Regions from separate parts of the Homo sapiens genome. Here region 2 is linked to region 1. A link is a loop called in an ENCODE intact Hi-C map of the cell type or tissue named here. Cell type or tissue: endothelial cell of umbilical vein. All regions are shown on one strand. Each heading gives the region's core, and the rest is flanking DNA. Links, peaks and the distances in the headings are about the cores only.

Region 1 (16,755 bases), core at 3,612-11,611:
AACTTTATAACCAGATTTGAACGAGATTTAGCAGGAAAATTTATTCTATACCAAGTTTCATCAGTGGACATTTCCAAATCTTAGCATTAAGATAATATATCATTTTCTTGGGCCAGGCATTGTGGCTCATGCCTGTAATCCCAGCACTTTGGGAGGCCGAGGTGGGTGGATCACAAGTTCAGGAGATCGAGACCATCCTGGCTAACATGGTGAAACCCCGTATCTACTAAAAATATAAAAAATTAGCCGGGCATGCTGGCAGGCGCCTGTAGTCCCAAGCTACTTGGGAGGCTGAGGCAGGAGAATGGCGTGAACCCGGGAGGCAGAGCTTGCAGTGAGCCAAGATCACGCCACTGCACTCCAGCCTGGGCGACAGAACGAGACTCCGTCTCAAAACAAAACAAAACAAATATATATATATATATATATATATATATATATATATATCATTTTCTCTTAAGTCAGTGTTTGAAATTGGGTATGCCGCCAATAAAATTTTATGTACACAGCTAAAATCAGAGACAGTTACAAAATAGAAAGCTGCCCTCAAAGCTGTTTATCAACCAATTTTTCCTGATGTTTACACTTTTCCAACAAAATCCTAAGAATCTGTAAACACAACATAATATAAAAACAAGAATACTTAAATACCAGCAAAATAAACAATTTAAACAATACATTTCAGATGTGGGGTAGAGACAAAAGACCTTTAAAAAAAGCCATATAACATTGATATTGTTTGGCTGTGTTCCCATCCAAATCTCATCTTTTTTAACTGCAGTTCCCATAACCCCCACGTGTCATGGGAGGGACCAGGTGGACATAATTGAATCATCCGCGGTTTCCCCCATCCTGTTCTCGGAGATCTGATGGTTTTATAAAGGGCGGTTTCCCTGCACACTCTCTCTTGCCTGCCGTCATGTAAGACGTGTCTTTGCTCCTCCTTCGCCTTCCGCCATGACTGTGAAGTCTCCCCAGCCATGTGAAACTGTGAGTCCATTAAACCTCTTTTTCTTTATAAATTACCCAGTCTTGGGTATGTCCTTTTAGCAGCATGAGAATGGACTAATACAAATGAACAGCCGGCATTAATATACAACTGACCTTGTTCCCCTCCCCTACAAAAAAGATGAATGTGCAATGTTACCAAAAAATTGTTTTAACTAATAAAATTTCAGTAAGTGGGTAAAGAAACAAGTGAGAATAAATTAGCCTGCAAACTAAATACTAAAAATATTATTTTATTAAATGTTACTGAAGTGTTAGAGCTAGCCAATGTAAAGAATTAACAGAAAATTCAGTCATTAAAGTGACTTAGAAAAAAATCCAAATACTGCAATTTAAATGAAAGCCATTCTCTACATGAAGTTAATTTAGTATTAACACCGAATAACTTAGGCCTTTAGTGGTAACTTTGAAATTATCCAACTAAGTTAGAGTTTTGGATGTAATCCAAGAAATTATTACATGCGAATAAAGCTAGTTTAAACACTTGCAGGCTTATAAAGTCTTATAAAATTTTATGAAAAACTATTTGAAAATAAGGAATTTTAATTTCCCCAAATCTACTTCCTTTTTATTTTTCACCCGCTGTGACTTCTGTAAATACAGTGTGCCAGACTCAGCTATAAACACTTAAGTGGCATGGAGCACCGTATTTTTTTTTTACTAGACTTTCAATTATTTCCTTAAATCTATCAGTTCACTCACATGATTATAAACAATTGGTTTCCCAACAGTGAAATTCCTTCTCACCTGTCTTTGATGATCCAGATCTGCTTTATTACCAATTAAAATCATTGGGAACTCATCACGATCCTTTACTCTGAGAATCTGTCTTTGAAACTTATAGATTTCTTCAAAACTTAAAAAAAAAAAATCAAAAACAAATTAATCAATTTGGTCAAGTATCAGAATTCAGCAAGTCTCATGCCCCAATTAGTACTTTATTTTTCCTTTTTCTATAAAAACAAAAAGTCCAAACTCAATAAAGTCTAGTGATCTTGACAAGAACAGTGGATCTACATTCTAATATGGTACAAACCTGCCTCTATCTGTGACTGAAAAGACCAACAGGAAGCCTTCGCCAGTCCTCATATACTGTTCTCTCATGGCTCCAAACTCTTCTTGTCCTGCTGTATCCAAAACTAAAGAAAAAACAACAAATGTAATTATACTTGTTTTTTATAAACTGCTTCCCCACAAGGGCAAGACCAATTAATGTGAGTCCTCTAGAGAGCCTCATACTTGGTATAATACAGAAATGGCATTCCTTTCTTAGTACTTTATTCTTAATACTAAAGGCAAATATATTCTAATGGCAGACAGTTACAGAGTTTATCTTCATCAGTATGGGTTGACTTTGTGGTTAGAATATATTAGCACACTAATTAGAAGCTTAAAAATATCAAACACATTTAATCAGATGGAGTCAGGTGACCTCTAAAATCACTTGAATGTTTTATCCCCTCCATGGAAAAAACTGAAAAAGATACCTGTAAATTCAAGAAAGAAATCTGAGTTATAACCACTATCCCCCAATACCATACTTAGTGCAGGTGCTAATGTAACTTTTGATCTCTGTAAATAAAAGAATCATACATATTAGAAGAATAGAGCTTTCTTTGTGGAGAGGGGGGATGTTTAGACACAAAACAGTACTTGCTAAAGTCTCTGTGCTATAAATTCTAAGTAACAGTATCAAACTTTTTCTATATTCACTTCATCCATTTTAACCTTTGCCAAAAGGTAGGAAGAGTTGAGACCTGACAGGTTTTTTCCAGTTGTCCCAATAAAATCAACTTCAACAAACTGCAATGAGACCAGTTTCACTAGAACAAGATCAATACAAATATCGTTTTACTTTTCATTTATTGAGGAATATTTAAATTACCCATTATGCAGACTCTTCAATCAAAACTTATAAATGACATGGGCTAATATTCCAGATCATCTAATATTTCAAATATATTATTTAACATAGCAAAACATCAGCGCTTACTTTTTTAAAAAATATGATATGCAAATTATCAAACAAAGGAAGTTTACTTACTATCTAGCCGGGCTGCTCTGTCATCTATCACACACTGCTTTGTGTAAGAATCTTCAATGGTTGGATCATAATCCGTTACAAAATAGGACTGCAAGAAAAGAAAAAACTTTATTTTAAAATTCATGGCCAGGCATGGTAGCTCACACCTGTAATCCTATGCTCTGGGAGGCCGAGGGAGAAGGATCACTTGAGGCCAGGAGTTTGAGACCAGCCTGGGCAACACAGCAAGACTCTTATCTCTTAAAAAAAAATTAAAAAATTAAAAAATTAGCCGACGTGGTGTGTACCTGTGGTCTCTGTTACTTGGGAGGCTGATGTGGGAGGATCACTTGAGCCCAGGTGGTTGGGGCTGCAATGAACCATGATTGTGCCACTGTACTCCAGCCTGGGAGACAGGACAAGACCCTGTCTCAAAAATAAAAATAAATAAAATAAATAGAATAAAAAATAAAATAAAATTTATGATTACCTGCCTACCAATGTACCAATGTAACTTTGCTTAACAAATTCCACTTATCCAGAACTAATCAAAACATTTTCACTGTACTAGGGTTTACCCTCTATGACAATTCCCCACCAAATGTTCTTATGAGCACCTTCACGTGAAGAAAAGGTACTAGGTATCTCTAAATTTTCATATCTGAAATATGCAAGACTGTAAAAGATCTACAACTTTTTTCATAATTATTTAAGGTTAAGAATCTAGATCTCAAACTCTAGAAAAATTAGAAAACACAGTAAGTTATAATTCAGACCTATTTGAATTAGCAACCTGATTATAATCATCAGTCCTAAGAAGTCAAGTATCTGGAAAAAATGGAGACAACACAAAGAGGCCTGGAACATTTCATCTTATACCTTTCTTTTCTCACACTTTGTCTTATTCCCCTTTCAACTGCCTTATGTACTACAAGAAAATATCATTTTGAAATTTTTTCATTAGTAGGAACCTCAAACTTACTCTTTCACTGACATCTTTTGTTGTTTTTTTATCTTAAATTCTATTCCTCTCTTCTCTGATCAAACCCTCCCAACTACCGAAGTCATTACCATAAAAAAAAGGGGGGGGACAGTTAAAGTATCCAAGTAAGAAGGGAAGAATCTCAGCCTACATTTCAGTTTTATTTAAAAGGGTTTTAAAAAATCAGCTACTCAGGAGGCTGAGGTGAAAGGATCACCTGAGCCCAGAAGGTCAAGGCTGCAGTGAGCCATGATCATACCACTCTGCACTCTAGCCTTGGTGACAGGATGAGACCCTGTCTCCAAAAAAGAAAAAGGTTTAAAAAAGATAACAACAATAATCTGAGAGAGTGCATTTCCCTCTTCTTACAGAAGGGCACTAACCAGGACACCAACATCATCCTCCATTTGTTCTGAGTATCTCCTTTGATCTACTTTGGACTGACTTCCTCAAAGCCCATTTTCCCACTGGCTCATTACAAAATCTGAAGGAATGATTTGGAAGGAGACAGCTTAATGCTAGGAACCAGCATCAAGAGTATTTAGCCTTCTTCAGGCAAGGGTTCCTGGCTCTTGGGACCCAACATTCGTGGCGACCTATGCAAACACCAGAGAGCTACTCAGAAACAAGCACTCTTGAAGAGGACAGAAAAGAATCCCCTGGTTTTGGGAGGAGATATATTAATCTGCCTGATACCATGACTTTACATATTTTTTTTGAAGGACACTTTCCACATTTTATTTAAGTCTTAAGAATAACTTTAAAGCCAGGCATGGTGGCTCATGCCTGTAATCCTAACACTTTGTGAAAATTACTTGAGCCCAGGAGTTCCAGACTAGCCTGGGCAACAAGGTGAGACCGCATCTCCACGAAAAATTTAAGACTTAGCCAGATGTGGTGGTGTACACCTGTAGTCCTAGTTACTCCGGAGGCTGAGACAGAAGAACTGCTTGAGCCCAGGAGTTCGAGGTTACAGTGAGGTATGATCATGCCACACTGCGCTCCAGCCTGGAAGACAGAATAACACCCTGTCTCTTAAAAAAATTTTTTTTAAATTAAAATTAAAATGTTTAACTTTAATCACAGAATTCCATATCTATAATCCTATTTGTTTTTTGATGTTTCACTTCAATGCATGATGTATTGAACAAAGTCTGTAAAAGAAATGTTCACCAACAGCAGTAACTTTTAGTAGGAAGCCATCTCCTCCACCACTCCATCACCATTTAAAAATAAACAGGTATCAATTCACTTAACTAGCCTTAAAAAAAAAAAAAAGCAGGTATCAAAACAATCATGAACTTACTTTTTGGCACCCATGCCACTTCAAAAAGTAAATAAATTTTACTGGCAACAATATTCTCTACACCCACTATTTTAAACAACAGGAATCAGCAGTCTTTCACAAGCAAATTGGATAAAGCATGCGCTGTACTTTTTAAGATTCATTTCTTGAAACATGTTTCCCCATATGCCATGCTTTTATATCTTGTAAAACCTGAATTTCACTGACTACTCCCAGCTGATGCCTAAAAGTGCTACACTGTCCCTACTGATTTGGCCTAAAATATAATAAACAAATGTTAAATACATTTTTTACAAATGCCAAGCCATGCACAATAGCTAGAATTCTTTAAATGTGACAGTTCTTGGCGTTGTGAGATTAAGATATTAACATGCACAAAAGATTGTTGGTTTGATTGTTATATAAAAGATTGTTGCAACTTTGAAGTCCAGTATAATAAACTGTTTTACCTCTACTCGCTATGGACATTTCTTTGGATGTCTTAACTCTTGAAACACAATCTTAGTATTACAAGAATTTTGCCATACTGCTACATGCATTTATTTCCACTCATATTAATTTTTAAGACAAATTCATTGTTGGGATTTTTGGATATTTAGGTTCACACCCAATCTTTGCTGTGTCCTATCTTCATACTTTGTCTACAGAGACCATCATCTACTGGCTACACGTAAATTGTAAAGAGCCATCCACATTGAAACAATCCTCCTCCAACGAAACATCACTCTGGGAACTGCCTATCATAGAATCAAAAACCTCTTTCCCTCTCAAAATTCTAAGAATCCATAGGTCAGAATATCCCTAAGAGCATTCACTGTGTGCAGGTAACAAATACAGGCATCACCTCTCACCAAAAAGGCAACATTTTTGTTAAACTTGGGTACCAGATATTTGAGGCAACAGATCACCAATAAGTAATCAGTCCCCGTGATGAAGTGTCGTGGGTTTAATTCTAACTCTGCTATTCCCTAGCTGTGGGACCTAAGGCAAATCACTTTACATGTCTAATCTTCAGCATCTGTAAAACAGAGACAGGAACAAAATCCTGTGAAGCAGGTAAAATGAAATAATGCATATGAAGTGCCAAGGCATGCTGATTAATAAATGTCAACCATAATAATAACTATTGTTTTTGTCATGCAGTTAAATGGTCTGAATTAGTGTTTTTTACTCAAGTATAAAGATTTGCTAAGCTCAGGAGTAGCTGTAATAATTCCAGTCCTAGTTACACTTCAGACCAACCACACGACCTCTGGGATTTGGTATCCAAACGTTGTGAATCAAGACAAAAGCTGGGGTTCTGGAAATAGTCTCTGGATCTGAGCAGCAACTACACAGTTAATTTACATAAGTAAAAACCCATCAGGCTGTACACTTAAGATCTGTACACTTTTTTGTACATATATGAATTATACCTCTAGAGAACATATAAATTAAATGGCTCCCTGCTGCTTACAGGATTCCATAGTTTCTTTACATGCTATGCAAAGCCCTCCAGGTTTTATGTAGTATGCAAAGCCATCCAGTTTGATCTGTGTTGTTCACCATGCAAAGCCTCATTCCCACTACTTGAAACCCTTCAGCCAATTGTCCTTGCTCTCTTGATTTCACTCACTCATTTGTTCAGTGATCATGTATGAAGCACCTACTAAGTACTCCATAAAGATACTCCATAAAGACAAGGTCTCTATCTTCAGAGTCCAGTGCCTTTTATACAACCACCAGTAGTTGAGGTATTACTGGGGGCAAGAGAAGGATTGGGGCATTTTAAGTCTATACCCAAGCCAAAAAACAAACAGCATGAAGTGCCAATACCATGCTTGTTCAGAAGGCAAGAGAAGTTAGACAGTTAATACTACAGTTATGTACAGAACTATGTATGCGTTCACTTATCAACACAGCCTCAGCAATTTGCCAGAAAAGAAAACAGTCTCTCTCCTGAAATTATAAAAAGTTACCAACCACAGCCCAGAAAGGATGTTCTGTAGCAGAAAGAGAAAAAAAGAGGAAAAAAAAGCAAGCACAGTATTGCACTGAGCTAGACAGTAAAGGTTCAGGCAAGGATAGGGAAGAAGGGTGGACCCAAGGGCTCAAAAGAGTACACTGAGGGGAAAGGAAGGGTGGAGGATGGAGAGAGCACATGTTTCCTGATAGACATGAAAGGATGTGTGCAGAAGAATCCTAGTCAAAAGACAAGGAATACCCTCCCATTCAAAGGGCAGCATGCCTTCCCGGTAGTATGGATGGGCAAATGAACTTCAGTTTCTTTAACATTGTCAGGAGATGTGGAGAAACATTTAGGATTAGGGAAGCTATCACATTCAGACAGAGATAAAATCGGGTCTGGCAAGCCTGGGCAACCCCCATCTCTACAAAAAATAAATTAGCCAGGCATGGTGGCACGCGCCTATAGTCCCAGCTACTCAGGAGGCTGAGGCAGGAGACTGAGGTCAGGGGATTGCTTGAGCCCAGAAAGATGAGGTTGCAGTGAGCCATGATGGCACCACTGCACTCCAGCCTGAGCAACAAAGCAAGACCCTGTTTCCACCCCCGCCTCAAAAAAAATTGATCTGGGTAAGTTTGTCAGAAGCCCCTAATAATGCCAAAGTATAATATTATGCTGGGATAAGCAGGATAATCCTGCTTACATGCCACTAGATTGCATAACAGGAGCTCGGGCTGGCCTCCTAAGGAGAACTGCCAACTCAGTATCTCCCCATTCAAAGAAGCCACGTTAAGGAGGAAAAGAAGAAGGAAGGAGAGAAAAAGGGGTGAGTTGCCCTTCCGCCTTCAGTGGTAAGGAGTGACAACACACTTTCTTCTGACACCAAGCTATTGGTGAAAGTGTAGTTCCCAAACACTGCCACAGAGTGGTGCCTGGTCTACACCCTGGGACTGGTAATTTACTGGAAATTCTAGGAAACTCAGTGAATCCAGCACACTGGTTAAGTCTACCACCCTTGCATAGAAAAAGGATAGGCTAGCTCTAAGGTACCACTGGGGAGTTGTAAACAAATGGAGGGCAGTTCTGAGCACAGCATCATTCTCAGGAAAGTCGTAGGAGTTCTCTAAAACCATAGGGTATAGAAAGGGGAAGGGAAAAGGAAAGGAGAGAACGGAAACAATAAACAAGTGTAGGAAAACCCTGAAAAATACTGAATCTGGGCAACGTGTATATGGTTGTAGGTTCTCTGGACTTTTGTATATATTTGACAGTTTTCATATTAAAATTAATTTTTTCTAAATCTGGTGGTAGCACATAAGGAAAGAGACAGTGATCCTTTTTTAACCCTGAGCTTTCACCTCATTCTACTCAAGACTACACATCATGTAGAAGGCTGATGTTTTTTCTTGCTCAGAATATTTTCCAGGTTTTTTTCTCTTTTCCCCCTCCCTCTTTTCTCCCTTCCTCCTTTTCTCTCAACACCACATATATCTTATCTACTTCGTCTTTTATTTTTTACTTTTATTGTCCATTTCTTCCCCGACCGAACTAGAAAGGAACTCCATGAGGGCAGGGACTTTGTCAGAGAAGTAAAGTGACCTGCTTAGTGCTTAAACATCAAATAACTTTGCTAATCTGCCTCTCTGAAAGTAAAACACACTCACACTCATCTTCCATTCCTGCTTCCACTGATCCCATCGAAAGTGACATATCCATAGGCCAGGCATGGTGGCTCAGGCCTATAATCCCAGCACTTTGGGAGGCCGAGGCAAGTGGATCACCTGAGGTCAGGAGTTCGAGACCAGCCTGGCCAACATGGTGAAACCCCGTGTCTACTAAAAATATAAAAATTAGCTGGGCGTGATAGCGGGCACCTGTAGTCCCAGCTATTCAGGAGGCTAAGAAAGGCAGGAGAATCGCTTGAACCCAGGTGGCAGAGGTTGCAGTAAGCCAAGATCATGCCACTGCACTCCAGCCTGGGCAACAGAGCGAGACTCTTTCAAAAATTAAAATAAATAAATAAAATTCATAAAATTTCAAATTTCTCATTCCCTTATTGGCCTATAAAACAAGGAGTAAATGTACCACACACATACACACACACACACACACACACACACACACACACACACCAAAAACCAAGACTAACAAATTTTCTTTCTTTTCTTCTCCTTCTTGAGCTCCTGCTCAGCTCACCCCTTACCCCCACACTACACACAGATATCAGGTCATGAAACATTCTAGAAGCAAAATTCTGTGATTCTCTGCTCCCTTCCAGTTTAAGACAGCATTTCCCTATTATTACTTCTATCCATAAAACACGTACTATGTTTTTTAAATTATGATAAACCAAAATGAGATTTCATTAACTTGCTTCCTATTAATAGATGCATTTATATCTTTACTGGAGACAACATGATGAGAAGAAAACACAAGGGCTCTGGAGTCGGAGAGCCTGAAATCCAAATCCAGAAGCCATCCTACTTGCTAGCTGTTTGAGTCCTTGGGTAAACTAACACATCTCTAACTCCATTTCCTCAACAGAAAAGGGCAAGAACAGCTAGTTTAGGGAAGGCATATTCCAATGCCCACTTCAGATGTGGCAGCAAAGAAGTTGTAAGAGAAAAGGAAAAGCTTCCCAGGGAGCTGCTCCCACTCCCAGGGAGTAGGGGGAAGCTCACAAAGTTGCCCCTCGGGATCTAATAAGGGCCACAGGTCCCCAGTGACTGTTATGTAGCCTCCACTCTCCTCTTCCAGGACAGAAGCGCTGGCTGAAGCCATCCTGTCCCTAGTCCCACCACTGTATCTCTGGTGTGTGGGGCTGCCTAGGGAGGCAGCAGAATTGAGGGAGTCTGAGATGTAAGTCAAATAGACCCGGACACAGTTCTATCAGTTTGCCAGCTGTGGGAAACTAGAGTAGCTCACTTAACCTGTTTGAACCTCAGTTTCCTTGTCTATGAAATGAAAATCACACCAACTTTGCAGGATTGTTGTGAAAAGTTAAAAATACTCTATGTCTATGTAGAGTACAAAGCCCAACAGATGACACACAGTAGGCCCTTAATAAATTATAGCTGATAAAGCCCAAATCACATCTTGCTTTCTTTGCAATGCTTTCAACACTCCAACCAGAAAACAATCTCAATATTCTCTTACCCTTAAAGTGACAACAGTTTGGATTTTTCTCAACTTCTGTCTTATTAGTAATAAGTTGTGATTTGGAAAATACATATACCAAGCTTAATGTATACTATATAATTGCTACTTACAATTTCCTTTTACAATTGCTTATCCTTTCATGTATGTGTCTAAGTGAATGTATGAATAACTGATATACTGAGTTAAACTCAATGGGTATAAGCATAAAACTTTCCCTCCAAGCCCCTCTGTGGGAAAGTTTTTCCTTGTTCCTGAATGAAATCTAAGGCAAGTCTCATAATTTTTTAAAATCATTCTTTGACTATAAATATATTTAGGCCAAACACAACAGTTCATGCCTGTAATCCCAGCCCTTTGGGAGGCAGAGGCAGGAGGACTGCTTGAGCCCAGGAGTTTGAGACCGGCCTCAGCGACAGAGAGAGACCCCCATCTCCACAAAAAGGGGGGAAAAAAGTTTAAATATCCTTCAGCCCCAAGAACACCATAGTTTCAATAACTGTCTTAACTGCAGTAATCAATACTCATCTAAATTAAAGCTTCTCCCCTTCCTTGGTGGAGCTGAGAAGTCTAGTTGGGCTGGGGGATGTGAGGGGTCCTGTCATCATCTCTCTCTCCCTGCTCTGCATCTCTTCTACCCACAACAAGGCTGTCTCTGGCTCCTTCAGAGTGGGAACTGAAGCAGTGGGAAAAGCTATGGGGGTGTCAAAAGGCCACACCAATTAAGTGTGATGTTCATACCAACTTTTTCATGAGGGCCCTCCATACTCAATTCCCAGAACTTAAGTGAGACCTGGCCATTTACAACTCCAACCCTCCACCTCTGGGGTTTCCATGGGTACCTTCCTCCTGGTTCATGTCACCTTCTAGGTGGCCGAGCACAGTGTCCCTTTCTAGATGGCTTTAAGCTGGTTTCACCCAGCAGCCTGAGGAAACACTAACGTCTTTCTAAGTACAAAGTGCTAACATACAGCCCTCTCTGTGCTCTGCTGCCTCAGGGCTACTGATCCATAGATTTGTATACTAAACCTTTCATTCCCCAAACTCGAGGGGATACATGTCAAATTCTCAGAATGACTCCATTGGAGCCTCCCTCATCATTTGGCTTAAATGAAAGGGGCTTAAGGAGAAGCATCTTTCTCCTCTCCTCCACTACGTGTGGAAGCAGGAAAGGACACCAAACATACAACATACTAATAGCTCTTTCCAAAAACATTGTCTTAGAACCCTTAATAATCTCAACACTTTTATTCCCTAGAGGTAGGTATGGGCTACATGTGCAAAACCAGTTTAAGGCTACCCACTATGCAAGTTCTTGGAATATGAGGATAACTTGGCACCTACTGTTTTATTCTGTCTTTTGGGTTTCAAAAGAAGCTAAAATGAATTAGAGTTCCAGTTAAAATTGTGTTATATGTATGTCCCAGGACATATAAAACTCGATTTACATGCTCAAGGTTTTTAAAACTTTCCTGAAGCTAAGTAATATACTTGCACACAGATCTCAAAGTAGGGGAGGACTGCAGTGGGGAAAGAAGAATTAATTTCCCCAAGCACAATAAGGACCTAGTTAGCCATTGGTAGCCTCCATTTTCTAAAACAAGAGCAGAGCAAATTCCTCTGGTAACACTAGAGAAGACTGCAGCAACTTCAGGCAGCTGTGAGCCAGAGCTGGGCTCCTCCTTGTGTCACTTTTTAGCAGCAGCTGTCATGTCACAGAGAACCTTTGTTCCCTGCAACATCCTCCCTTATTTTTTTTGTCAAATGTTTCCAATATGCTTGATATTCCTTCACTGAAGTATAGCTTTTGACTGAAATTAGTATTTCATTTAATCTAACATGTACAATTATATATGTCTATAATTTAATCCCCAGAACTCTAATGCAGAATAATAAAAGCTACACTAAATCCAGTAATCCTTTTAGTTCCTTTTTAACAAAATTTAGTGAGGTCTTCAGTGTTGCCAGTTGTCTCAGACTGCCTAAAGCAACCATGTGCCTTCATTTGCCTTCCATACATTTTCAGCTAATATATATGTATTACCTCACATATAGTATTTAGTTGCAAATGAATGGGCCTGGTATGTGCCAGCAGAAAGTACAGTACAAAGTCAGCTTACAAACTGGTTCTATGACAAAAGTCTGTTTATAAGTTATTTGGAGTTTTTTCCTAAATTGCAGGTATATTCGGAGGCCAAACCACAAAAGCTACTACTGGATATGGCCCTGCCAGTATCAGCCCCAAGTTCCAACCTCCAAAGCACGGTAATTTTTCCTAAGAAGAAATGGGAAGAGAATTTCTTTTCCTTTTCCAGAGGACAGAGCCAGGCCTAAACAAAACTTGTATAGAGGGAAAGCTTGTCTTTGGGGTACCACTTGTATACCCCAGCCTTCTCAGCCTGACCTAACTCCCCACTCCAATAGCTTTCCCTGGGTTTAGCCTTCTTCTGAAAACATTCTAAGTACAAAAACACTGTATCTCTCTTCCCACTGTCCTCAAATTAAAACCCTCAAGAGATATTCCTTGAATTCCCAAATTAAAACCCACAGACACATTCCCACTAGCAGTGTTTGGGGGTTCCAATTTTTCAATATCCTCACCTAGACCTGTTATTAAACTCAGTCTTGGCCGTGCGCGATGGCTCACACCTGTAATCCCAATACTTTGGAAGGCTAAGGCAAGAGGATCACTTGAGCCCAGGAATTCGAGACCAGCTGGGCAACACAGTGAGACCCCCATCTCTACAAAATATTTAAAAATTAGTCAGATGTGGTGGTGCGTAACTGTAGTCCCAGCTATGTGAGAGGCTGAGGTAGGAGGATCACTTGAGCCCAGGAGTTAGAGGCTGCAGTGAGCTGCGACCGCACCACTGCATTCCAACCTGGGCTACAGACTGAGATCCTATCCCCCACCGCCGCCCCCACCCCAACAAAAAAAGAATTTTTTTTTTTACAACAGACACCCTACGGATGTAAAATAGTCTCTCACTGCAGTTTTAATGTGCATTTCCCTAGTGGGATGTTGAGTACCTTTTTGTGTGCTTATTGGCCATTTGTATATCTTCTTTGCAGAAATGGCTACTCAAATCGTTGCCCCTTATTAAATTTTATCTTATCATTGAATGTAAGAGTACTATATTCTGGATATAAATCCCTTATCAGAAATATGATTTACAAATATTTTTTCAATGGTTTTCATTCATTCCTTCATTTATAGAGATGTGATCCCACTATGTTGTCCAGGCTGGTGTCGAACTCTAGGCTTAAGGGATCCTGCCATCTCAGCCTCCTGAGTAGCTGGGACTACAGGCATGCATCACTGTGCCCAGATGATTTGCAAATATTTTCTCTCATAGCCCCCTTCTTATAAAGCCTTCCTGCCATAAGTGAGTACATAGTTCCTAAATCTCAACTGTGGGGCGAAGTCTTATTACCCACCAACAACTCTCCACAATTCCAATTCCACATACCCAGGATTTTGGGCAATACCTGCTCCTGAGCCATCAATCAGTTGTACTAGCCTCCCACTAGGTGGCTGTTCTACTGGGCTGACTGCTGATCTAGAATGAAACTTCCCTCACTGTAACTATCCCTCTAACACCCCATTCCCTACCCTGAGCTTTTCCTATCACACTGAGCTTCAGCCTATACCATGCCCTAGCATAGTTCACTTGTCCCAGTATGTGAATTTACCCTTTTTCATCAAATCTAAGATGACACTGATTGTAAGACCATCATTATTTTATGTGCCAAGATAAAAAAAAAAAAAAAAAGGCCGGGCGCAGTGGCTCACGCTTATAATCCTAGTACTTTGGAAGGCCAAGGTGGGTGGATCACTTGAGGTCAGGAGTTCAAGACCAGCCTGGGAAACATGGTGAAACCCAGTGTCTACCCAAAATACAAAAATTAGCAGGGCATGATGGCACATGCCTGTGGTCCTAGCTATGTGGGAAGTTGAAGTGGGAGGATCATGGGAGCTCGGGAAGTCAAGGCTGCAGTGAGCAGTGATTGTGCCACTGCACTCCAGCCTGGGTAACAGAGGAGACCCTGCCCCCTCCCCCAAACCAAAAAAAACAAAAAAAAACAAAAAACAACAACAACAAAAAAAAAGCAGAAAAAGGAAGAGGGAAAAAAAAACTGCTACCAATACACTCATGACATGCCTTTGACTATGAAGCATCTCAATTTCAGATATACTAAAATGTACGGGGGGAAATGTGATGAAATACAATAGTTCAAGACAACCGTATTGGTAAGGCTAGTTTTTGAGACAGAATATCTCATTTTGTCGCCCAGGCTGGAGAGCAGTGGTGCAATCTCGGCTCAATGCAACCTCCGTCTCTCCCTGGTTCAAGTGATTCTCCTGCCTCAGCCTCCCGAGAAGCTGGGATAACAGCGCCCACCATTTTACAGATGAGACCATTGAGGCTCAGCAGTTAAATAACCTGCCAAAGGTCACAAAGTGGAACTGGGATTCCAATCAGGTCTAACTCCAATGCAATACTCCTTCCATTATACTTTCTTTAACCTGCCATACTAACATAGCACATAGCCTGCGACAGTTTAAAAAAAAAAATCCTGGTACCCCTTAAAATAAGTGATTCATTATTTTTTTAAATTATAAACTGCTACTGCCAAATAGAAAAGTAAAGTCGTTTCATTAAAAATGGAAACGCCCCATTTGTAAGTTACGAGTAAAGGTGTAAGTAGGTCATTTTTTTTTAAATACACAAAGATACTGTTTGACCCAGCAATTTCAATTCCAGAAACTTATCCTGCCGATAGGTCTGCACATATAAGAAATGATATGTACAAGGTTGTTCATAGTGAAATGTCTTTAAAAGACTGGAAACACAATGTGCTTCAGCAAGGACAATGTCATTCAGCAAATGCCTGGTTAAATTACGAAAGGTTCATTCAATATGAATATAACCATTAAAAAAAGGAATGACTTCATGCATTAATATACAGCAATCTGCAAGATATGTTGTTAAATACCCACAGTTTATGTATTTGCTTTATGTGCACAAAATATCTCTGGAAAGATACACAAGAAACTGATTAACTTTACCTGTGGGTTTAACTGGGTTGCTAGGAGATATGGATGGAAGGAAAACAATTCTTGTAGCTTTCAAATTTGAAATACATGAATGAAAGAAGGAACCCAAGAGTTTCGAAAGACCTAGACAGATTAAACATAAACTCTTTAGTAATAAAAGCTAGATTCTAGTCCCAGCTATACAAACAACTAGCTCAGTGCTCCTAGATGAGTAAATCTCTTAAACCTCTTTCCTGGCTCTCACCTATAAATGAGGGGTTTGCCCTTCATGACCTCTTTAAGACTCTTTCCAGCTATATAATTTTATTATGACACGTTTAGCTCCTACAATATGCCAAATATAATTTATAGGTGCTATCGAGGACTTCCTTGTTTTAAATTTGTGGAATACAGCAAAATATCATATTTTAAAAGAGGAAGATTTGCTTGAAGCCCTACCTCTGCTACTTTATAGCTGTAGGATTTGCAGTAAGTCACTCCTCACTGACACCAAATTTAATTACTTGCAAAGCTGAGAGACACTTTCAAGAGTTTTTTACAAGGAGTAAAACGTGAACATTTTCTGTACTTTACAGCTCCACATGAAATGTGAACTACTGCACACAGACTCCCCCTTCAGGTGCTATGAAGTAAAGAGCATGTATTTTAGAGGCAGTCAGACCTACATACCCCGCTTAATTGCTGTATCATCTTGGGAAAGTTATTTAATCTCTTAAGTCTCAATTTCCTCACCTAAAAGATGATCATAATGATTCTTACTTGAAAGGGCTATTGTGAAGATTAAATGATATTGTTAAGTACTCAGTACACTGCTTAACTAAAACTGAGTATTCAAAAATTGGCTCTTTTCCTTTCCAAACTTAGAAATGGAAGGGTGCCCCATAAACAGGTAGGTAACCAACTCACTTCTAGTTGTAACTTTTGCTTCCCAGAGTCTAGACTGTTACTTCCATTTTCACTTCCTCTCCCCTCTATCCCGTTACCTACCAATATCCTAAACCCCAATTTCATTTCTCACCTCTTCTAGAACAGAGAATGGTCTGTAGAAGCAAAACTAGAATTAAAGGGGGTGATTTCCACAGCACATGTTCTATTACTAAACTGCTAAAACTGCCACAAGAATCTTCCCTAGGCTCACTCACCACCCCACTTAATCTACAAATACTAACTGAACACCTATAATGTGCCAAGCATTGTGTCAGGAGCTGAGGATCTAATCCCCAGGCTCTTAGAGGGCTGGCAGTTTCTTGAAGTATTGACCATCAATAAATAAGCA
Region 2 (16,755 bases), core at 2,402-10,401, 150 kb after region 1:
ATTTCTGGCAATTTCCACAGAAATAAGTTGAAGTACCTGGTTTTCCTCCACAAGTGGATGAACGCCAACCCTTCCCGAGGCCCCCTTACCACTTCCAGGCCCCCAGCAGCATTTTCTGGCCGACCCTGCGAGGCATGCTGCCCCACAAGACCAAGCGAGGCCATGCCACCCTGGACTGCCTCAAGGTGTTTGACAGCATCACACCACCCTAAGAAAAGAAAAAGTGGATGGTGGTTCCTGCTGCCCTCAAGGTCGTGTGTCTGAAGCCTACAAAAAAGTTTGCCTATCTGGGGCACCTGGCTCATGAGGTTGGCTGGAAGTACCAGGCAGTGACAGCTACCCTGGAGGAGAAGAGGAAGGAGAAAGCCAAGACCCACTACTGGAAGAAGAAACAGCTCACGAGGCTACGGAAACTGGCCGAGAAAAACGTGGAGAAGAAAATTGACAAATACACAGAGGTCCTCCAGACCCACGGACTCCTGGTCTGAGCCCAATAAAGACTGTTAATTCCAAAAAAAAAAAAAAAAAAAAAAAGGAGACCACAGCACTACTGCAGAGTCAGTCTGCAGGGTTATGTTCAACAGCTTCATTATGGGGGTGGAGAAAGCAGATAGTTGAACTGATGCAAGGTGGGTGTGGAAGAAAGAGGATAATGTTGGTCTTCATGTGGCACTATAAGGTCTAGGCAGAATAGGGAAGGGAAATATCAAGAGGAGTGATGAACTTGGTAGAAAATGGTAAGGCCAAAGACCTGGTGGAGTCCAGGATATGAAGGAGAATGTATGGTGGGAGTAAGAGTGAGAGAGCTAGGGAGCCAGGAGGTGATAGTCAGAGATTTAGTACTCCAGACCTTAAGATCTCAAAAGTGGAGCAGTGCCAGGTCTTTAAAAAGTCCAGGATATAATCATGGAAATGAATGAGTGGAATGGCTGTAAGGTGGTGGTTACTGTTGCCAAAAATAAGGAATACGGAGGCTAGGATGTTAAGTGGTTCCATACAGTGAAGTTACCTAGGTGATAGCGAGACTTAAAGTGAAGAAGACTTTGTGCCAGGTACCAAAATCTTTAAGGACTGAAGTGGTCAGAGGATGACTCCTATAAAGATAGCATATAAGATGGCATGAGCCCCAAACACAGGCCTTCCTCTCGTTCTTTCCATTCTTGGATCAGTCATTCAACAGTCAAAGTTCCAGGACAGAGGGTCTGATAGGCTGAGCTGGATGGTATAAGCCTCAAAGGACAAGTAAATTTTGCAAGTGGCAGAAGTAACGTGGTAGGTTAGTGTCAATGGGGAATGACAAGACTGCCAGTGAAGTCCCCAGTAGTATATGGAAGATGTGAGAAAAGGCAGTGTCTAATCAAGAAGCTGGAAGGCCCAGGCGCGGTGGCTCACGCCTGTAATCCCAGCACTTTGGGAGGCCGAGGTGGGTGGATCATCTGAGGTCAGGAGTTCGAGACCAGCCAGGCCAACATGGTGAAACCCCATCTCTACTAAAAATACAAAAATTAACCGGGCATGGTGGCATGCGCCTGTAATCCCAGCTACTCAGGAGGCTGAAGCAGGAGAATCACTTGAACCTGGGAGGTGAAGTTTGCAGTGAGCCGAGATCGCGCCATTGTACTCCAGCCTGGGGGACAAGAGCAAGACTTCATCTCAAAAAAAAGAAGCTGGAAGAAGATATAAGGGAGGTGTGGCATTGAGAAAGAGCCAGGTTTCCATTAAGCAGGAGGCAGAGAAAGTAAACTGCCAAGAAATTAAAGTTTGTAGGAGGGGTTTTTGCTTATTTGCCTATTTTCCAATGGATGAAGGATTATTCCAGCAGTAAAAGTAACAACATGTAATAGAGAGAGAACAGGCCCTGGTCAGAGGTCAGGATTCCATTCCTGGATCTATCACTTACTAGCCAAGCAACTTTAGCCAATTACTTTGCCTTAGCTCAGTTTTCCCACTTGTGAAACAGTAACCTAATAATTTGGTTACTTTGAGGATCAAATGAGATAATGGGTGCAATTCGCATTATAAACTGTAAAGTGTGGTCCCCACATATTGTTATCATTAATGTGCGGTGAGTTCATGCAAGCATTTGGACCAATGTTCTTATTCCTGACTTAGTTTGGAATAGTACTGGGAGGAACGCAGGCCAAATACTAACTCCATTTTAGAGGTGGGGCAAAGTACCATGCTAAATTGTGCTATGTGGTATAATGGTGGAATAGAGAATGCTGTGTGAGCACAGAAAAAGGAACAATTCAGAGCTTAAGTGAACTTTATAGTGGAAATGCCATGTGAACTGGCCATTGAAGATTAAGTCTGAGAAAGGGAAAGCTATTCCACTCTCCTTAGTTACTGGTAGATATCTAAGTAGAAGCCAGGGCCACAAACATGCAGTTAGGTACTGCTTCCCAGTGCTCTTGACCCCCGCCCCCAACACCTTCCAGAGCATATTCTCTTTGCTTTTGCTAAGGGCCTAGCTGCCATGGGAGCACCACCATTCTTGCTTAGTCTCTTTGCAATTTGCTGTCAACAACTTACTGTCAGTGTGCAAACGTACAGTTCACATCCTCCAGATATGCAGCATCACACTTCAGTTTCTGCCTCCAAGCCTCTTCCAAGTTCTCTGATGATGCCTGCTGTTGGCTGACTGCCATGCCTTATCTGGGAATCAATGAGACCAGTAGGTCAACTGTGAGCAGCTCTCCCAGGAAACCAGCAGGGTTAATTTTAAAGGAATTGTGACTTGTCACACACACTGTGATTGTTCTACACCTGAATGAGGTTGCTGGAGGTCCCTCTGTCCTATCCCCTCCTCCCCTATTTCCTTCAGTGACTTTGGAGAAAAAACAGATCCTATTTGATTTCCTTCTTCCTCAATCTCTTAGGTTCCCAAAGTCTGACTGCTCCGTTCACACTTTTTCAAAGGGCATTGGTGGGGACCCAGTAACCCACCTCATTCCTAAAAACTTGGTTACCCAGTGGTGGGCCATATTTCTATTTAATATCCTGTGATAATAATAACCATGGTATATCCATTTTACAGATGAAGAAGCTAAACCTCAGAGAGGGTAAGAGGTGAGAGGCTCAGGGTGGGGAGAAACCAGAACATGAGACGGGAATACAGCCTAAGGCAAGGCAATAATGACTATCTGTCAATGTTTGGCTGCCCAGCATCCATTTCCCCGCTTCCTGATAGTACCCTGATTTCTGTACACATTATGTGCAGTCTTGGTGGGAGCAGACATGCAGAGAGGCCTGTCTCCCACTACAGTTAGGGAAGGGCTACAGAATTCTAACCTTTGAGATTTAAGGGAAATAGCAAAAGTTACCTCCCTGCTGAGACTAGTATGCAGCCTAGCCCACACTCCATGTTTAGCAAAGGTCATTTCTGCTCAGCACTCTTTTCTTACAATCTGAGTGGTTTTAGGCAAGTCACTTAACATTCTTTGCCTCAGAAATGATGTGTGTAGGTCGGGTGTGGTGGCTCATGCCTGGGTGGATCACTTGAGGTGAGGAGTTTGAGATCAGCCTGACCAACATGGTGAAACCCTGTCTCTACTAAAATACAAAAATTAGCCAGGTGTGGTGGTGTGTGCCTGTAATCCTAGCTACTCGGGAGGCTAAGGCAGGAGAATCACTTGAACCAGGAAGGCAGAGGTTGCAGTGAGCCAAGATCTGGGCAGCCTGGGCGAGAGAGCGAGACTCCATCTCAGAAAAAAAAAAAATGTTGTATGTAACATCACCATCATTCCTAACGTGTGTTAAGTGCTCAGTGGTTAGTTACTGCTCTGATCGTCATAATTATGCTTTTGTCCCCAGTGAATGGGTTGAATCAATTGTGGTATATATCATCAGCATGACAGAAACTATTTAAAGTAATGTGGAAGCAGATATTGACTTATTGAAACAGAAACTGATTTATATGGTTGAATAAAAAGGTCAAATTATGATCATACTTTGATTAAAATATGTATATACGCCAGGCGTGGTGGCTCTGCCTTTAATCCCAGCACTCTGAGAGGCCGAGGTGGATGGATCAGTTGAGGCCAGGAGTTCAAGACCAGCCGGCCAACATGGTGAAACCTCATCTCTACTAAAAATACAAAAATTCGCTGGATGTGGTGGCATATGACTATAATCCCAGCTACTTGGGAGGCCGAGGCAGGAGAATCACTCAAACCTGGGAGCTGGGGGTTGCAGTGAGCTGAGATCACGCCACTGCATTCCAGCCTTAGCAACACAGCGAGATTCCGTCTCAAAAAAGAATAAAAATACCTGAAATAGTACATCCCAAAATGTTAATCAGTATTTATCTCTGATGTTTTATTTTCGCCTTTCTTCATTTTCTATTTTCAGTGAACAGACATTAATTAATAGTTACTAATTTTTAAGTTTAAAAAGGCCATCACTTAGTGGAGAATCAAGGCTTGATTTCAGCCAGGGGCAAATTCAAGCAGATAGCACAAGGCAGCCAGGTTCCACAAAATAGGGATGAAGTCAGAATAGCAGTCACATCAGACATGTGGTTGGCATACTTCCGATTTAAAGGGCAGTCCTAGGCAGTGGCTAGATACACAATCCAACCCTCTAGGGGAGCTGGGGGCCAGAGCAACTCAGGTCCTTGTAACTACTTTAATTCCTGAAAACCTTTCTTAATTACCCTCCCCATCTACCAGCCACTGTCTACTCCATTCACCTAATTTATTTCCTTCCCAGGACTTACTCTGAAAACACCTTATTTGGTTGTTGTCACAGGAATGTAAGCTCATGTGTGCAAAGATTTTGTCTATCTTATTCATCATATACATGCTGTGACATGAAGAGCGCCTGCACAAAATAGGAGCTCAATTAAAAAGAGAATTAATGCAAAATCAAAACCCACCAGGGAATAAAAATGAGGCAGAAATCCAGCTGTGCCTTTGGGATCTACAAGTGTGAGGGGTCAGCAATTATGAGTTCACCTTGTGGGGTTGGATTCAAAGTAAGGAATATAAGCAAATAAATACAATTTCAATGGTCTTTTTTCTTTTCAAAAAGCAGTTATCACATTTTTTAAAAATGGTGATGACACTTCCAGAAGAATATGACACAGTCTCTATGTATGAACTTATTGGAAGTCTGGGCTAAATGAGTAACTTCCTGAATGACATGAAAAGTGATGAGGCTCTGGCATTCTGGAAAAACTTGATACAAATTGTACACTAAAGTAATTCCATGGAATGATATTTAAAAGTTTAAATGGCTACTTAGTCTAAAAGATTTTGGCTTAAAGTTAAATGAATATTTCTTATACACATCAAAATCCCTGGCATAACTCAGTTTTTATGGGACACAAGGAAGCAGAGAATTCTGAGTTTTATGTCAAACTTTTTGTGAACGAGCAAGTAGGAAAAATGAAAGTGAGAGGGGACAGCTGAGACTTTCATTCATCTTTTATATGCCACACACTAACAAGCCATGAATTTTCTCATTTAATAACCCTACAAGGCAGGCACTATTTATTTCCATTTTCCACAACAAAAAAATAAGGCTGAAATAGATTGACTTGCCCAAGATCACAGTTAATAAATTACAGAGGAAAATCTAAATTCCAGGTTTATTTGATTCTAGAGCCTGCATACTTTTTATTTACCACACTTGCCTCTCCAGCATTCCTGGAAATCCCCTTGATGAAATATATTGCTCATCTTAAAAAGAAAAAAAAAGGCAATAATATGGCTTAAAAGGAAGCAGGAAGTAATAGGAAAAACTAAGTAATTCACAAACTATTAGGTTGAATCACATAAAATTGCTGATACTTGACTTTTTTTAACCCATAAAAGAAGCAGTTTCATATACTTCAACCTCATGGTATGGTATTATTTCTGTGGATAAAGATCACCATGACAACCCTATTAATAACTACTCCATCACTCATCTGTACACACCTTTACTGATTAAATTTCATGTCATTTCAGTAATGGCTTAAGACAGGAAGTGTTTTACATATGAGGAAGAGCAGATTTGATAACCCTACCCATTTTTCAGAGTAGCATTTGCCCTTAGGAAAACATGTTTAAGTTTTTTTAAAAGCTCCTACCTGTCCCTTACTCCCTGCCCCTTCCATGTCCCACTTTCCACATCATGTTCTGTCAAAATAACTTTTTTTTTTTTTTTCTAAAAAGAGACAGGGTCTCGCTCTGTTACCCAGGTTGGAGTGCAGTGGCACAATCATAGGTCAATGCAGCCTTGAACTCCTGGGCTCAAGCAATCCTCCCACTTTAGCCTCCCAAGTAGCTGGGTCACCATGCTGGGCTATTTTAGTTTTTGTAGAGACAGGGGTCTCACTATGTTGCCCAGGCCAGTCTCAAACTCCTGGGCTCAAGCAATCCTCCCACCTTGGCTTCCTAAAGTTCTGGAATTACAGGTGTGAGCCACTGCACCCAGCTTAAAATTACTCTTGAATTTTGCTTCTACAGTTGGCTTCTAACTGGTCTCCCACACTTCCAATCTATTCTCCAAAGGTTTTTTCCTAAATGCAAATCTGGGCTGGGCTCAGTGGCTCACACCTGTAATCCCAGCACTCTGGGAGTCTGCAGCAGGAGAATCAGTTGAGGTCAGATGTTTAAGACCAGCCTGGACAACACAGCAAGACCCTATCTCACAAAAAAGAAAGAATTTTAAAAATTAGCTCAGTGTGGTGGCATACACTTTAGTCCTAACTACTTGGGAGGCTGAGGTGGGAGGATTGCTTGAGCCCAGGAGTTCAAGCTTACGGTGAACTATGGTTACGCCACTCACTGCACTCCAGCCTAGGTGACAGAGCAAGACCCTGTCTCTTAAAAAACAAACAAAAAGCAAATTTGTCACTATCTGCTTACAATTTGCCATCTCCAGCCTAATCGTATTGCCTCCCAAAGATGCTATGTTGAATAGAACCCAATTCTCTGTGTCATGTACCTCTGTGACTTTCTCCCACCTGTTTTGTGGCTGGAATGGTTTTTTCACCCCTTTTCCCCCATCCCTTATTTGACATTAAGCAGCCAAATTTATGCTTTTCAAGGCTTAATTCAAATGTCACCTCTTTATGAAACTATACCTGACTCTCCTCTGATAGCCACCAGTTTTCTGTGCTCTCACAGCAATTGATACATTTTTCTATTTTAAGACTTTCAAGCAGTGCTCTGATTAGGTGTTTCTGTGCCCTTAAAATATTCACCAGACTTTATCTTACTCTTAGTAACACCAGGATGTTGCATAACACTAGATGTACAGCAGGTATTACCAGTCAGAACCCAAGGGTCCTTAGCACTGAGTCCCTGTGTTTTATCTTAGTTTGGGGAATGAGGGAAAAAGCATACAGGTTGAGTGCCAAAAACAAGGGTGCACTCTTCCAGGGCGTTTCCAGAGTTCTTTTACATTGAAGGCATAAGCTGGGGACTACCTGAACTGGGATTTACATTTCCATTACCAAGGCTTATTTCATTAGGGTAAACGGTGTTTATGAGCACTATATATGGATTACATAAGAGCATTTGGGTTTTATGTTTTATACAAACATCTAGGATGGTAGTGGGGCACCTAGAAACCAAATTGTCCTTTGCTACAACCATGAAATACAAATTCAATTTGATAAACAAGAAACAATTTGCTAGCTGAAAATATATGTATGCAATATAAAACCACCAGGAGCACATATGGCCACAAAGACAAGCTGTTAGATCAAGAACATTCATCCCACCAAATATTAATATTTCCATAATGCTTCCTCAGTACTTTTAAAGTTTGGTAGCAGGCATTAAAGTGTTAAAAATCTTTATAGAGAATAAACATAAAATTGACAAAATGTGTTCTACCAACTTGGGAAAAAGATCATCACTATCTGATTTTAGCTGTGGGAACACATTTGTCCAGTTTGTGGAATACTAGTGTTCTAGCAGGGAAAGTTTGAAAAACATGCTCTTAGCCTAACAGAAAGCAGTCATACTTTTACTCAAAGCAAGGGATCACTTAAAAAAAAAAAAGTGTGACTTACTTTGTAGAAAGAGAAAATTTTGATTATAATTCATTAAATTCACTTTTTAAATGTTGTTGGGCTTTCAGAAATGGTTTGCATAGCTCAGTAGAAGTCAGTAATTTTCCCAGACTCCTTGAGCCAGATGGGCATTTTCCCTACACCCTGGCTGGTGAAGTCCTGTGTGGTAGGAATCTGTTCCCACCCTCTTATAAGGGAATACATTGTTAACTCACAAGAGGATGCCCAGAAAAGGCTGAGGTTTCAGCCACTTTGAATCCCAAGAGATCAAGATCACAGATATAAAAATCACAAAAGCTGGAATCAGGGACTGTAGCCAATAAAATATCTTAGCTACACCCAGTAACAGGGTGGGTGGGGTAGACAACATTTATTTTCAAGATGTACTGGAGATAAGACTGATGTGATATTTCAATTTCCTATTCACTTGGAGAGATAGGCCATGTATCTGCAACATATCCTGACTCATCTTTTTTTTTTTTTGAGACAGAGTCTTGCCCCGTTGCCCAGGCTGGAGTGCAATGGCACAATCTGGGCTCACTGCAACCCCCGCCTCTCAGGTTCAAGCTATTCTGCTGCCTCAGCCTCCCGAGTAGTGGGATTACAGGTGCCCACCACCATGCCCGGCTAATTTTTTTTTTTTTTGTATTTTTAGTAGAGACAGGGTTTCACCATGTTGGCCAGGCTGGTCATGAACTCCTGACCTCAGGTGATCCACCTGCCTCGGCCTCCCAAAGTGCTGGGATTACAGGCGTGAGCCACTGCGCCCGGCCCTGATTCATCTTATGCAGGAGACATTATCATAATGTAGGAGAGTGCTGTCTTTTTCTCACCTAACATTTTTTTCCTAGGCACATCCCCACAGTGCAATTTAGTCCACACCCTAGTTATCTTTATGACTATATGCATTATTCATTTGGTCACTCAACAAATATTTATTAAGCATCTACTATCTACTGGGTACTCTGGTACAGACTATAGACACACCACCATTGCTTGTCAATACTCATTTTGGAGCATCTTGATCATTTTTCATTTTTATTATTAAAAATGTTATTAAATCTTTGGACTTTTTCTTTTTTTCAGTATGCCTCTCAAAAATAGTATTAGTAGGGAAGAGTCTGACCAGGTCCAAAAATTGTATAGAAACTGTTGTATGTGACTAAAATTAAGGCATAGGCTTTAATTTTAAAATTATATGTGAAGTTTATGGTTAGGCTACTGTAGGAGACCACGTTAAGGACGACGAGAGTCTAAACCAGGACAATGGCAGTGGAGTGGGGAAAGAAGATTAGAAAAATATTGAGGAAGGGAAAAAAATGAGTCTTGGTGTCTGATGAGATATAGGTGTGAGGGTAGAGTTAAAGATGACTACTGGGTTTCTAGCATAAATTACCAGAGAACACAGTAGAGGAGCAAGTTAGGGGAACAAGATAAATTCCATTTCATTTTGATGTGCCCATTGGTAACATCCAGGTAGAGATATCCCAGTTGATTTACAGAGCTTGTTGAAGAGGTAGCTATAAAAACACAAGGCTTTCCTGCTCCTTGTTTATGGATAAAATAAACAATAAAATAAAATAAGGATATTTTTAAAAACATAAAAAACAAAAATAAAACATAAGGCTTTTTAGTATAGATTTTTAAGCCAGAAACCCAGAAAGTCAGCTAGCTGAATTGTTTCATTTTACAGATAAGAACATAGGCCCAGTGACATCTGTCTGTTTTCACAAAGCTACTTAGTGAATTGAGAATAGATTTAGAAAAATTCATTCAGGACTCTTTCAGTCCAACATGCTGCATTTCATTTGTTTATTTTGTTGGTTTTACAATTGTGATGGTTAATATTGAGTGTCAATTTGATTGAAGGATGCAAAGTATTGATCCTGGGTGTGTCTGTGAGGGTGTTGCCAAAGGAGATTAACATTTGAGTTAGTGGGCTGGGAAAGGCAGACCCACTCTTAATCTGGGTGGGCACCATCTAATCAGATGCCAGTGTGGCTAGAATATAAAGCAGTCAGAAGAACGTGAAAAGACTAGACTGAGGCCAGGCGCGGTGGCTCACGCCTGTAATCTCAGCACTTTGGGAGGCTGAGGCAGGTGGATCACCTGATGTCAGGAGTTCGAGACCAGCCTGGCCAACATGGTGAAACCCCATCTCTACTGGAAATACAAAAAAATTAGCTGGGCTTGGTGGCAGGCGCCTGTAATCTCAGCTACTCCAGAGGCTGAGGCAAGAGAATCATTTGAACCTGGGAGGCAAAGGTTGCAGTGAGCCGAGATCATGCAATGGCACGCCAGCCTGGGCAACAAGAGCAAAACTCCATCTCAAAAAAAGAAAAGAAAAGACTGGACTGGACTGGCCTAGCCTCCCAGCCTATATCTTTCTCCAGTGCTAGACTCTTCCTGCCTTCGAACATCAGACTCCCAAGTTCTTCAGTTTTGGGACTCAGACTGGCTTTCCTTGCTCCTCAGCTTGCAGACAGCCTATTGTGGGACCTTGTAATCGTGTGAGTTAATACTTTATAAACTCCCCTTTATATATATATCCTATTAGTCTGTCCCTCTAGAGGACCCTAACTAATACAATTATTCCACATACAATTATTCCAAAATACATACAACGCAAAGTTTTCTCAGAATCCTATAATTATATACAGAGCCCAGATAAAAGACACAAATCCCACTTGCATTCTTTTGTCACTGCATGACTGACTTCTCAGAGATTCTGCCATTGCTAGATGGAGAAAATAAAAGAGGAAGTGGTCAGATTATTAGAAGTGACTTTTGATCACAGTGAGCAACCCCTAAACATCACACTGTTATTGTAACCTGGCTGCACATATCTCTGGGCTCAATTTTAAAGAACCAGTCATCTGATTGTCATTCTGAAAGCAAACAAAGCCAGTATGTTCACCATAGATGATCTATCACATGAGGAACATGGGTTATGACAATTACGTTTAGCTAACAATAGTTGATAGGCAAAAGTGCCAAGAGCTTATTAAAAAAACTACACAACAGGCTGGGTGCGGTGGCTCACACCTGTAAACCCAGCACTTTGGGAGGCTGAGGTGGTGGATCACCTCAGGTCAGGAGTTCGAGACCAGCCTGACCAATGTGGAGAAACCCCATCTCTACTAAAAATGCAAAAATTAGCTAGGTATGGTGGCAGGCATCTGTTCTTCCAGCTACTCGGGAGGCTGAGGTAGGAGAATCGCTTGAACCCACGAGGCGGAGGTTGCGGTGAGCTGAGATCGTGCCATTGCACTCCAGCCTGGGCAACAGAGTGAAACTCCGTCTCAAAAAACAAAACAAAACAAAACAAAACAAAAACAAAAAAAACTACACAACAAATAGTTACAGAGTCAAGGGCCAATGATACCTCAATTGAATAATTCTCAAGACATGAAGATTCTTTTAAGTAAGTTACTGTGTAAAACGTACATTTTACAGTGTAAAATGAAGACCTAAATTCTGAGGGAAGTATAAAGATAATGGGAACAGGGTTCAGTCTCCTCTGAAAGGTAAGGAAGGTCAATGTGGGAAAAAATGGAATGAATACATACTGATGAGCATCTACTGTGTGTTAAATATTCATAATAAGTATCATTTCATGTTCATATCACCTCTGTGAAATACACCTTAAAAGCACCTTACAAATGAGGAAACTGAGGTACAATTTATTAGGCTGTGGTGGCAATGTGTGACTAGTTACAAGGGCTTTAGTGTCAGATACCTGGCTTTATATCTGAGTTTGTCTCTTACTATTAAACCTTGAATAAGTGACTTAACCTGTTGTAAGACTGTAATCGTCATCCTTAAATGATGGTATTAACAGTATTTGCCTTAGAGGATCATTGTGAACACTGTAAATGTCATGGAAAAAGCACTCACAGTTATACCCTGGCACAAGTAAGCACTGACTAAGTTAGCTATTTACCATTGCCTGAGACTACATAGCACATAACTAGCAGATAGGATTCCATACTTTCCTAATTCTAAACTGAACTTCTGCATCATACCTGGTTACTTCTGTAGGCTCCTGAGATCCTGGAGGTAGAGAATGGAGCTGGGGACAGTAACAGTGATGGTGTACTGAGAATCTGGGAGAGGAAAGTAAGGCAGGAGGCTGGTATCCCTAACCGTTTTGAGGACAGCATTCAGAACTATTAAAAGACAAGCTATAATTTAAACTCAATCTTGATTTAAGAGAAAGGCTATACATTAGCTGACTGGAACATTCATCAATCTGGAAGGAACAAGTCACAAATAAAACTACTTAGTTTACCCAATACATAGCACAAATATTTCACCTCTGATATTATTTGAGTTTCTAAAGATATTTATGTTTTGGTTCTCTTACCTTTCTGATATCCCTAAAATGAGTTTTTGTCTCCCACATTATTTCCCACTTAAGTAGAAAAGTTTCTGACAGGTAGCAAAATATCACTATCAACCTTGGCATTTTTTTTTTTTTTTTTTTCTGAGACAGGGTCTCACTCTGTTGCCCAGGCTGGAATGCAGTGGCATGATCACAGCTCACTACAGCCTCAACCTCCTGGGCCTTATCAGTCCTCCTACCTCAGCCTCCTGAATAGCTAGGACTACAGGTGCATGCCACCACGCCCGGCTAATTTTTTAATTTTTTGTAGAGACAGGGTTTTGCCATGTTGCCCAGGCTGGTCTTAAACCCCAGGCTCATGCCATCTGCCTGCCTCAGCCTCCCAAAGTGTTGGGATTACAGGTGTAAGCCATCGTGCCCAGCCAAAGTTGTTTTTAAAAGAAGAAAAAGCAAGTTTTCTATTAGTGAGGTAAGCAAACAGCTTGATGTATCTGCCAACTATATTAACTTCCTTCTCTTTGTTCTCATTTACGAATTACCTTGCTAATAGAAAAATAGCCAGGTGCAGTGGCTCACGCCTGTAATCCCAAAACTTTGAGAGGCCAATGTGGATGGATTGCTTGAGCTCAGGAGTTTGAGACCAGCCTGGGCAACATGGCAAAACTGTCTCTACAAAAAATACAAAAATTAAATTAGCTGGGCATGGTGGCATGTGCCTGTGGTCCCAGCTACTCGGGTGATGAGGTGAGAGAGGTGGAGGTTGCAGTGAGCCAAGATCGCACCACTGCCAGACCCCGTCCCAAAAAAAAAAAAAAAGGCCGGGCACCGTGGCTCACGCCTGTAATCCCAGCACTTTGGGAGGCTGAGGTAGGCAGATCACGAGGTTGAGATTGAGACCATCCTGGCCAATATGGTGAAAACCCATCTCTACTAAAAATAGATAAAAATTAGCTGGGCATGGTGGCCCACGCCTGTAGTCCCAGCTACTCAGGAGGCTGAGGCAGGAGAATTGCTTGAACCAGGGAGGTGGAGGTTGCAGTGAGCCAATTGTGCCACTGCACTCCAGCCTGGTGACAGAGCCAGAGTCCGTCTCAAAAAAAAAAAAAAAAGTTTTTTAAAAAAGGAAAAATAATCTTGCTTTTTCTTAAATTTTTTTTTTTTTGATGGGGGATCTCTTTGTTGCTCAGGCTGGTCTTGAACTTCTGGGCTCAAGTGATACTCCCACCTTGGCCTCCGAAAGTGTTGGGATTACAGGCATAAACCACCATGCCCAGGCTCCTTTAAAAAAAAATTTTTTTTTAAAAGAGAGGGAGTCTCACCCTGTCACCCAGGATGGACTGCAGCGGCACAATCATAGCTCGCTGCAGCCTTGAACTCCTGGTCCCGAGAATTTCTCCCGATTCAGCTTCCCGGGCACATGCCACCATACCAGGCTAATTTGTAAAATTTTTTTGTAGAGACAGGGTCTATGTTGCCCAGGTTGGTTTTGAATTCCTGGCCTCAATCCACCCTCCAGCCTTGGCCTCCCAAAGTGTTGGGATTATAGGTGCGAGCCACCACACTTGACCCTTTTTCTTCTTATAAAACAACTGAGTGCCAATCTCTTCTAATTGCAAAATGAAAAAAAAAAAAAAAAAAAAAAAAAATCACTGCACAGAGCTCCCTCTAGTGTTGTGACATTACTGCAATGTAAGCCATTTAATGCTCCTGTAAGCTTTACAGGTTTATCCACATTCAATACATTAATATATTAAGCTTTCATTTGGTATTTAATGTTTATTCTCTACCGGACATCATGGTCCTAATTATATGGTATCTTATAATGTGAACAGCTACTATCTTTGAATGTATATTATATCCCAAATAACAGGGCATAGTGTAAACAGCTTCTTTCAACAATGTGCTGCTATCCAATTCAGTTCACATTTATTACATGCACAAAGCTAATGAAATGCTAATGAAGTAAACAGTTTAATGTATCTGACAATTGTGTTAACTTCTTTGTTCTCCTTATTTATGAATTTAAGAAAATGGCAATGTGAGGCAATCTGATTCCAACAAAAATGGCCTGAATATGTCAGGCAGGCAACTTTCTAAGAGTATCAACCGAGATATATTCTAGGATGTACACAGGCATAATTCCTTCAGATATGAAATGTGATACTGGTTAACTGTGATTACAACACTAATATCATTAACAGGCTAAGTCACTTTTCCTGTCCCATATATTGTCAATAGGTCATGGAAAAAGGATTCCCTGGTAAAGTAAGGTTAGGATATACTGGGTTAAACCAAACTAATCTGCTTTCCTCTCAGAATCTCTGGTATGCTAATGTACATTGTGAATCTCCAGTGCAGGACAGTTTGAAGCTTTTCCCCAACTTACTTGACTATGGAATTACTTTTTCACTCAGAATATCTAATGACATCTAAGGAAGCTAATGTTCAGTAGAACAGAGTTTGGGAAATGATGATCTAATCCAAAGTTGCACCAGCTCCTTCGCTCTCATTGCAAATCTCTACCCTTGAATCGACATCCCTTCTCTGCACTTCCAGTATATCTTTCCCATTTGATAAGCCCTGGCTTTGTTCTAAGATCTCAGTGTTCTGGAATCTCAAATGCCCTGTAATCTAGGCTTTTTTTTTCTTTTTTTTTTTTTAAAAGCAAGTGGCTTCACAGTTTATGACATCATACAAGGTATCAATCTCCTTATACTCCAAACAAATCATTTCATTCTTAATGAAATAGGAGATGCTTTCAGTCTTTCACAGACCTTATCTAAGGACTCACAGGGAATGCAGCCTGAACCCTAGCTGGTAGACAAATAATAGCCTTAAGTTTAGACTTAGCTAAAAAATCAGACTACCTCAATCACCCCCAATGAAAGTAAAGGCCAAAAGGAAAGCACAATCAGACGCTGGGAAACTTAGCTTGGAAATGCATTTGGAATTATACTGCAGTGTGATGGTACCCAGTCCTAGTGTGAAGTGAGGAAAAGGAGACGAGTGAGTAAGGCACAGAGGCAACAGAGAAAAAGGCAGCTTTTTGAATCCTCTCTAGTTGAATCCTCCCAGTACCAGCTTCAGTAATTGGTTAGAACCAGTTTTATTCCTAACAAACATAGAACACCCTAAACTAAATGTGAGTAAGGCACGGAGGCAACAGAGAAAAAGGCAGCTTTTTGAATCCTCTCTAGTTGAATCCTCCCAGTACCAGCTTCAGTAATTGGTTAGAACCAGTTTTATTCCTAACAAACATAGAACACCCCAAACTAAATGTGAATGATTAAAAAATCTATTTTGGATTATCTACTCTTCATTATGATTCAGGATAATTAAGAACAGTATATCTATTTCAGTTCGGGTACATAATACTTCTTTAAACTGCAGAGCGATCTGTTTTCTCAAGTTATTTTGGGCCGGGTGCGGTGGCTCACGCCTGTAATCCCAACACTCCGGGAGGCTGAGGCGGGCGGATCACGAGGTCAGGAGATCGAGACCATCCTGGCCAACATGGTGAAAGCCCGTCTCTACTAAAAATACAAAAAATTAGCCAGGCGTGGTGGCGGGCACCTGTAGTCCCAGCTACTTGGGAGGCTGAGGCAGGAGAATGGTGTAAACCCGGGAGGTGGAGCTTGCAGTGAGCCAAGATCACGCCACTGCACTCCAGCCTGGGTGACAGAGCCAGACTCCATCTCAAAAAAAAAAAAAAAAGTTATTTTGATACTTTCTCCCTGGAGCTAAATTCAAGAGCAAATCCCTTCAAAACATGATAATGCATTTTTAGAGATAGCAATGTTGGAATATTAAATAAGTAAAAAACAACCAAGTGAATCAAGGCCTACCTTATTTTATATCATTGAATTTGTAAATTCTCTTAATAAAGCTGCATATATTCACAACTCAGTAATTTAAATTTATAATAGAAATTTATAACCCAACTAAAAGAAATCCATTGCCATATAACTAAAATTATGTAATCATTTATTTATAAAATAACAAAAATTTATGAATAGATCTGTTTATTGTACTGTGAAAAGGGTCTTGGTACATGAAACATTATATACTTTGAGGACAGCATTCAGAACTGTTAAGACAAAAGACAAACTATAATTTTAAACTCAATCTTGATTTAAGGGAAAGGCTATAAATTATTGGCTGAAAAGTATTCAGCATGAACTCAGATTCTATATAAGCATGAAAGAGTACAAAAGATGTTGGAGTCCAGTAAGCCCATACCTAAATTAACTGTAAAGCTTCAAGGACTTTTTGTTTATTTTTATATACTAGTTTTCTTCTGTGACAAGTTGATTTTATCTCCAAGACTTAAGGCCATTCCCTGTAAAGAAAAATTAAGATATTTATAATTATTTAAACTATGTACAATCAGTAGGTTATTCCA

The links. Hi-C counts contacts between places; a loop is a spot of excess contacts. Peaks named below come from ENCODE experiments on the same cell type or tissue, not always from the same donor. Only the 100,000 strongest peaks of a DNase experiment are listed, where the experiment ranks them.
Region 2: it touches region 1 in a loop (4-fold over the local background); 98 of 110 quality-filtered maps call a loop at or near these places.

The regions. Positions count from the first base shown.
Region 1 is chr11:14,292,716-14,309,470 of GRCh38, forward strand. RRAS2 (RAS related 2) reads right to left here. Exons shown (of 6, transcript NM_012250.6): 2 at 3,053-3,140; 3 at 2,045-2,147; 4 at 1,756-1,864. Among named protein-coding and RNA genes, the nearest start is that of RRAS2, 58 kb to the right of the region's middle. RefSeq lists an enhancer at 16,252-16,381. In endothelial cell of umbilical vein, for the core only: a CTCF peak has its summit at 8,163; a DNase peak (open chromatin) is centred at 8,206.
Region 2 is chr11:14,441,192-14,457,946 of GRCh38, forward strand. COPB1 (coat protein complex I subunit beta 1) reads right to left here. Exons shown (of 22, transcript NM_001144061.2): 22 at 16,321-16,692. The coding sequence ends at 16,633. It also overlaps the pseudogene LOC105376670. Among named protein-coding and RNA genes, the nearest start is that of COPB1, 50 kb to the right of the region's middle. In endothelial cell of umbilical vein, for the core only: no CTCF peak of the experiment used is centred there; DNase peaks (open chromatin) are centred at 5,180 and 5,660; H3K27ac peaks cover 1,880 bases.